Regions from separate parts of the Homo sapiens genome. Here region 1 is linked to region 2. Evidence: chromatin contacts called from ENCODE Hi-C or POLR2A ChIA-PET data. All regions are on one chromosome and are shown on one strand. The core of a region is the stretch at or near the end of the contact, and the rest is flanking DNA. Distances in the headings are between cores, read along the strand shown. Region 1 has its middle 14 kb from the start of ID4. Region 2 has its middle 86 kb from the start of LNC-LBCS.

The links. Hi-C counts contacts between places; a loop is a spot of excess contacts on that map. ChIA-PET counts read pairs that join two places held with the same protein, here RNA polymerase II (POLR2A).
Region 1: a loop to region 2 is called in a map of Caco-2, with 2.4 times the contacts of the local background. The contact joins two enhancer-like sites. A Hi-C loop is called at or near these places in 2 of 168 maps with a recorded cell type or tissue (Caco-2 and aorta). POLR2A ChIA-PET finds 5 or more read pairs at or near these places in 1 of 52 experiments (activated T-cell).

What each region holds. Positions count from the first base shown.
Region 1 is chr6:19,849,686-19,853,306 of GRCh38, reverse strand. No RefSeq gene overlaps it. Among named protein-coding and RNA genes, the nearest start is that of ID4, 14 kb to the right of the region's middle. Within about 2 kb of position 1,416, at least 3 of the 41 ENCODE cell types and tissues checked have a DNase peak (open chromatin) inside an H3K27ac peak, as active enhancers do.
Region 2 is chr6:19,717,041-19,721,213 of GRCh38, reverse strand. No RefSeq gene overlaps it. Among named protein-coding and RNA genes, the nearest start is that of LNC-LBCS, 86 kb to the left of the region's middle. RefSeq lists enhancers at 896-2,095, 1-2,223. Within about 2 kb of position 1,458, at least 2 of the 41 ENCODE cell types and tissues checked have a DNase peak (open chromatin) inside an H3K27ac peak, as active enhancers do.

The DNA of each region.
Region 1 (3,621 bases), core at 167-2,666, 130 kb before region 2:
TTTTAGGGGTCATGTTCACCTGTTCTTTCTCGTGTTTGGTAGGCACTAGGAAATAGGAGCGTTGATTATCCAGGGACGTCAGGGTAGCACAGGGAGACGTTATGAGGGAGGGGTTGAGGGAGGGGCCATGGTACCAATGGTTACTGGAGAATGCTCCCATTGCAGCAGAGCAGTTGTTGGGGAGGTCTGCACAAAACCTGGGTTAATGAGCCGTGCCTAGCCCAGCAGGTTTAACTTCCTAGAAGGGCTGCCTATGTCCCTGTGACCTGTCACTGCTGTGAGAACCTCAACCTCTACTGTCTGGGAAGGATGGCTATCTTCAGCTGGACAGGCTTGCAAATCGTATTCTGGCATACTTCTTCATTTCAGTATCTTTATCAACAGAACTACATGCAGACACTTTAGGGGAATTAATAGATCAGCCCAGAGGGGGCAGGCGGATAAGAAATGAAATTACAATAGCGAAGTTATGGAAACAACCTAAGCATCTGTCAATGGATGAATAGGTAAAGAAAATGTAGTGTATATATACATACTGGAATATTATTCGACCTTAAAAAAGAAGGAAATCCTCCTATTTGTGACAACATGGATGAACCTGGAGGATGTTAAGTGAAATAAACCAGAAACAGAAAACTGTATAACCTCACTTATATATGGAATGTAAAAAGGTAAAACTCATCAAAGCAGGTTTAGAAGGGTAGTTATGGGGAGAGGCTGGGGGAGTAAGGAGATGTTGGTCAACGGGTACAAATTTTCAGTTACGCAAGATGAATAAGTTCTGGAAATCCAGTGTACAACATGGTGGCAATAGTTAATGATATTGTGCAGTATACTTGAAATTTGATAAGAGGGTAGAGCGTTTAAGTGTTGTCAGCACACACATACACACACAAATGGTAATGATATCAGGTGTTGGATAAGTTAATTAGCTTGATTGCGATGATCATTTTACAATGTATACATATGTGAAAACATCAAGTTGTATACCTTAAATATATGGAATTTTTATTTGTCAATTATACCTCAATAAGCTGGGAAAAAAGAAAAGAACAAGTAATAGCATGCTTTATACTTCTTTTGCTGCTTCATAAAATTGGTTTTGCTTTTGCTTTGGAAGAACACCAGCAGAGAAAGTAGCACTCAAAAGGGGAGTTAAAGTGCTGTTCCAGTAGGCTCTGGATTAGCCAGAAGGTTGAAGCAGCCCCTAGACAGGGAAAAGAGGCTGTCTTCAGGCAATAGGCCCTATTTAGGAGTGCAGTGTGCCCTAAAATTCAAAAGAGGGCAGCAGATAACTTGCACTGCCTGTAGGACCAGGAAAGCGTGTAACTTGAGGAATGTCAGCAGGAAAATTTACTGGTTTTTCAAAACTCACGTCATGCAAGGGTTAGGTGAACCAGAAATTGTGTTTCATAAATTGTGTGTTTAAGTGTAAAAGCAAATATTTGATGAATGGGATCTAAGGAGCTTTGGTGATGTGGAGGGGCAAGTGCAGGCAGATTGTCCACCATGGCAGCCTCGTGCTCTGTTATTTAGTGATATAAAACCTTGCGGTGGCAAGGTCAGCAAAGTTAAGGCCAGAGTGCATGAGAAATAGCTGTGGAGTGTGAGGTGAAGAGGCTGCGTGTGTGCTTGTACAGTCTCCTCGTTGCTTTCACCGAGTCTCTCCAATGAGCGCGACCCTCCTCACAAAGTGTGCACAGTGCTTCTCTCCTGGGTAAATTTACAGGATGTGGGAGACAGTGAGTCTCTCTGAGATTTTCCAGCACTTCCAGAAGAAAGAAAGTTTGTGTTAGGAAGGACAGGCCCCAGCTCCCTGGGACTTCAGGGAGGCTGGGGGGAGCTGCAGTGGAGAAGAGGAGGAGGTTGCTGAAGGAGAAGCAGCCTGAAGTTCTCAGGTTGAAAATACAAACCTTAGCCCCATCCTGCGGAATTTTGGGATTTCATTCCTAGGATCACCCTATAGACCTCTTTATGATTCAGTTTCCTGGAAAAGATGATATTATGGTATGGATCCTAAACACAGTTTCACAAGGAAGTTCTGTGTCTTTTGGCAGGGGAAGAATAGTGAACAAAGTGCAATCTTACTTTTAAAATAAATCTTGAAATGATATTGCAAGCCTTATGAGATCTCTGATAATCTTTTTTTATTTGACCTGGTTTTAAGTAATTCTTTTTATTCTTGATGTTTTTCTTAAAAGCATTTTAGAATCATTCAACCTTCTAAGAAAGCATCAAACCATATAAGCAATCTAATCTAAAAAATGATACCTCTAAAAGTTGAAACTTTTGTTTATTTTGACTACTTTTTGATTACTGGAAAGAATAAAAAAATTTTACTCTATCAACATTGGATTATATAAACTGTAAAGAGCTTCTACTAAGACGTGTGAAAATGCACATTTTCTTTTTTTATATAACTTCAAAATTAACAGATACTATACTGTTTAGATACATACCTGATGCTAGATAAAGAGTTCCTGAGAAACATGCCCTAAACTTTTGGACTGATTTAATATGAAACAATTACTACAGAGCTGAGTTAATCAGCCCCTTTATAGATTTTGGCGAAGATGATTCTCTTCATATGTATAATAATGAAAACCAAACTTGGCAAAAGCTCACAGGTCTACAGTGACTGTGTATTTCTTTGCATTCTCTAGAATATTGAGGGAGGAGATTATTTTTTACTGGTGTTTTACTCTCAGGAAATTAGAATTGCAAGTTGATAAACAAGTTGATAGGGTCTTTAGGGCCTGTGTGATCAATCAGGACTTCTGGGGTTCCTGTAGGTATCCTTGAAGTCTGCTTGTGGGTTGTATAGTCCAGAGTGATCATGAGATCTTTCACCTCAGAATGACTGTAGATGAAAAGATACATTTCTTTTGCCAGAGCAGTTCTCTCTAGAGTTTCAAAAACAATAATTTTGTTCTCTCAGGAACATAGCCCTCTCAGGAATAACTCCAGTCGGTCCTCAAATTACAAATACAGAAAGAATGGCTGTGTTTACAGAATTTTTATAAGAGAAAAATGATCTGTAAAAAAAAAGAAATATATGCATCAGAACAAATAGGAATTTTTAAAAGAAACAACTCCTAAGATAAATACTGAAAAAAAGAAATGCTCTGATAATATAAATGATTCTACTATGTACTGAACTCAATAAAGTCTCCTTGACTGTGAGTTGGAAGCCCTGAAATTTTGCTGGCAGCTCTGCCCCTAAGTTAGGTCATCTTATGAAGGACACATTTTATTTTATTTTTATTTTTTTGTAGAGACAGTGTCTTGTTCCATCACCCAGGCTGGAGTGCAGTGGCGCGATCATGGCTCACTGCAGCCTTGAGCTCCTGGGCTCAAGTGATCCTCCCACCTTAGCTTTTTGAGTAGCTGAAACTATAGACGCATGCCACCATGCCCGGTTATTTTTTTAAATTTTCTTTATAGAGACAAGGTTGTGCTATGTTGTTCAGGACAGTCTGGAACTCTTGGGCTCACATGCTCCTCCCACCTAGGCCTCTCAGAGTGCTGGGATTATAGGAGTGAGCCACCATGCCCAGCCTCAAAAGGCATATTTTAAAGCGTCACAGCCTCAGTTTCATTTTCGGTAAAATGAGGGAATTG
Region 2 (4,173 bases), core at 209-2,708:
GACATTGATTTGCTTTGGAAACAATGATGGAAAAACAGTGAGTGTGTACCGGAATGCTTTTAGAGTTCTAAAATCATACTGGAAAATGTCCGAGCATTCCAACACAGCTATAAACAGTACCATGCTGTATTTATGGGGGGTGGCAAGTCTGTTTTTAAAAGTCTTTGCGATATTTTTTCTATGTTTTTAATTTATTGAATTAAAGCCAGATTTATTCAATTAAGATAATACACTTCAAAGTTAACTGCCATTTGCTGTTCATTTAGGCAAGCTATTGTACAGTTATGTAAATTTCATGAACAGAGACACTACTTGAGTGTCTTAATTACAAGCAGAAAGTGTCATTTAAATATGAATTAAGTGAATAGTTGCCTGTATTTCCTGTTTCTGTATTTTCTGTCTTCTGCCCAATGATCCATACTGTGTTAGAAGATTTTTCTTTTTCCTGTGAAAGAAAAACACCTCCACTATGAAATATTAAAAAAAAAAAAGTCGGGAAACATGTAAAAACGCCATTGTTATTGCACTGATTAGTACTCAGAGCCATTTCTGAATAACAGGGTACCAGGTTTTTTCAGTTGGCCACTGATAGTCATTCTCATATTGTTACTGAGATCTAAAAATTATTCCAGCTTATGCTGGGGGAAATAATTTGCTACATGTGTCATTTGCTCCAATTCATTATATATGTGGGTTCATTTTTTTTTTAAATCCTCTTTTAAAAGTACTAATTTATAACACGTCCAAACATTGTCTTCCTTACTCCAATGCTGGGCTGTGCATATTTTTATCATTCTTTTATCTTTGTCAAAAGCAACATTTATTTTCAATTTAGAACTGTCACAACCATATTTGTGTTTAGCAAATGTGACCCATGACCTGATACTTTGCTGATTTCTGTGAAACAATTCCCCATGCATCTTGGACTTACTGACCAACATTGTTTTTGTTTGTTTCTGTGTTTTGGATGATTCTTATGTATACATAAAAATGACCTAGAGACAAATCTGGCATTAATCATGAAGAAAGGCAAGGATTCACAATTAGTTAATGAAAACCACACCTCTGTTCTGTGGAGTCAGTTCCCAGCTCCTGTCTCCAGCCTGGGATATAGATGCAGCCTGGGAAGATATTCCCAGCACCCCCCAAGGTAGATCCTGCGTGCTCCCCCAGGAGTGAGAAGTTCACTATTCACTCAGTGCTTGCATCATCTTTTCCAACATGTTCCCACTGATACATTAAAGGAATTAATTGCTCATAATGATCTCACCATCTGTTAACAGAGGTTCATACCTACAGGCTGGTGGCATGCGGTGGTTCTATTCAGGGATCAATAGGCAATGCCGGGCGAACGCTTTCCCACATTGCCTGCCTTTGCACGCTGAAAGGGGGAGGAGGGCTCGGTGCCGGCCATCTGCTCCTTGTCTTTCTGTGCGAGACCTTGATGCGGTCCAGCACAGCTCTGATCTGACTCCAGTCCGATTGGAATGTGGCTGATCTGAGAGCCTCTCAAAGCTGTGAAAGTGAGTCAAAAGGAGATGCCCATTGTCCAGCATGGCTGAAAGAAAATGATCACTTTAAAATTCATAACTCCCAGGTGCCTGCCATCTATTCATGGGAAAAACCCTCTGAACTTCTCTTCATTAAAGAGAGGGGAGTCTTGCTAAAAAGAGAGAAAAGGAAGTAGTTTGTGGGAATGTGCAGGGGATTTTCAAGCTAAACAAATGAGGAATTTGGAATTTTTCACTTGTATTAAAAGAACTGTGTAGGAAGGAGAAGCCCTTATTTAAAAAAAAAAAAGGGTGAGAGGAGGCTTTCCTTGGACACTATAGCAACTAATAAAGAACATTTTAATTTTTCTCCAGAGGAATTCAAAGATCACCCTGTCTTTTTACTTTTATTACCTGGAGCTGTGGAAACTTTCCCATTTGATTCTGAATAACATTCTTAGTCAATTTTCACTTCTGTTCCACAGGGGTGCAGTTTGGGTGGGAATTTGGGGAAGAATGAGAGTCTGGGAAATTCCTAAATATGGTGTTGGACATCTATGGACACAGTGAAACTCAACTCCATCAGCTGTTGCATAGGAGAAGTTTATGCAGCAGGGCTACTTGCACCCAGTGGAAGCATCTGTCAGGAGAATTCTTTCTGTGCCTTGAAAACCAAAAGAGCCATTAGGAAATAGTAAAGAAATAATAAGAGAATCTCTGTGCCTTGGCAACTCAAGATTCAGAGCTGAGTCTCACAGCTGTGGGAATCACAGGCCGGGTGGATCTTGGCTATTGGTCATTGTAGACAATCAATGTTGCATCAGAGTCACACAGGAGCTCAAAGAGGATTTATGGATTAATGGATTGAGAGCCAAACAAAAGCAGAAATAGAGAGACCTATGTTCTGTCTCTTGAAAATCTTTTAACATACAGATGATGATACTTAAGGCCCAAAGAGGTTAAGTGACACATGCTCAAAGTCACCCAGAGTTTGTTACAGAACCTGGGTTATAACCTCCACTTACAAGCAATTTAATTTCTAACACTTCATGCTGCCTCTGTTAATGGTGTGAGGTTTAATTTAAAATTATTTTTCCCCAGCTTTCCATCATTAAAACATAGATCAGTATCACCAACCTAAAGATTTAATAGTTCCCTTTAAAATAAATTCTGAGCTTTAAAGAAGATTATAAACACTAATATTCATTACTAACACATACAAAATAGAAAATCCATCAAGTCAGGTACTAATATCTGACAGGAAATATTGAAATAAATGATAGAATCTATTGGCAAAACAGGATGGCAAAGTTTAGCTCTCTTGGACAACAATGGCCAAATAAAACAAGAAAGAAGAAAAGTAAAAATTGGCGATGATCAATGTAAAGCCAGAAAAGCACTCATTTGATAAGCAGGGAACTAAAGGAGTAGGTGATGAGAAAGAGATAGAAAAATCTAGAAATAATCCAAACTTCTGGAAATGAGAGAAGATATGTCTGACAGAATCAGTGTTACTGGTCCTTCTTAACGGATAAGAAGTTACCACCTGAACCATATTTTTTCTAGAAATTTCCATTCAGGCTGTTGAGAGTCTTTGTTTTGCATCGCTTTTCCTCTGTGAGAGCCTATCTCTAATTTTCAGTGCAGTGGACAGGAACGTAAAATTCTTTGGACAGAATTGTGACATATTATATTTATAGTGGGTTTAGGTAGAAAAAAAGAAATCCAGGTCAATTGTAGATTTGTTTCCTAATCCAATGTGATTTCTTTTTCTTTTTTTTCTTTATTTTTTGAGACAGAGTCTTGCTCTGTCGCCCAGGCTGGAGTGCAGTGGTGCGATCTCGGCTCACTGCAAGCTCCGCCTCCCGGGTTCACGCCATTCTCCTGCCTCAGCCTCCCAAGTAGCTGGGACTACAGGCGCCCGCCACCACACCTGGCCAATTTTTTGTATTTTTTTATTAGAGACGGGGTTTCACCGTGTTAGCCAGGATGGTCTCGATCTCCTGACCTCGTGATCCACCCGCCTCGGCCTCCCAAAGTGCTGGGATTACAGGCGTGAGCCACCGCGCCCGGCCCCAATGTGATTTTTAAGTTATCAGATTGTTTGACTCGTTGTAGTGTCAAACCCTATGGGTTATGTATTAATAGTTAGAATTGCTGAAATACAGATAGGGAAAAAACTCAACAACCCTGAAGAGTACAAGTAGGCTGAGAATGGGGATGAAGATTGACAGCAGCCACAAGGAAATGACTAATATTTTCTCAAATATTTTGGCTAGCTTCAGACTGGAGCTTGAGGGTAAACCCAGGGATTTATTCCTGAAGAAGTAAAAAATATAGGTAAGCCAAAAGAGGAAACGAATTAAAAGTGACCCATAATCCCATCCCAAGGATAACTGCTGCTAAATTTTCAGAGTATATATTAAAAAACAACAAAATCAGATCATAATATTCATATTGTCTTGCATAATATTTAAGTTAAAATAGGAAATTGCAAATATTTGAACATTTTCGACCCGCCAAACGATGACAACTTTCAAGTGGGTCCATTTAAAAGCTTTTTCCTCAGTGATGGATTGTGAACCTCTTTCCTTTTCAATAAATACGCATCCAAATTTATTTTTTAGGGACTCGTATATGGTTTAGGAACTATTTCAGTAAGTATTGAAGGTTCTGGTCACCT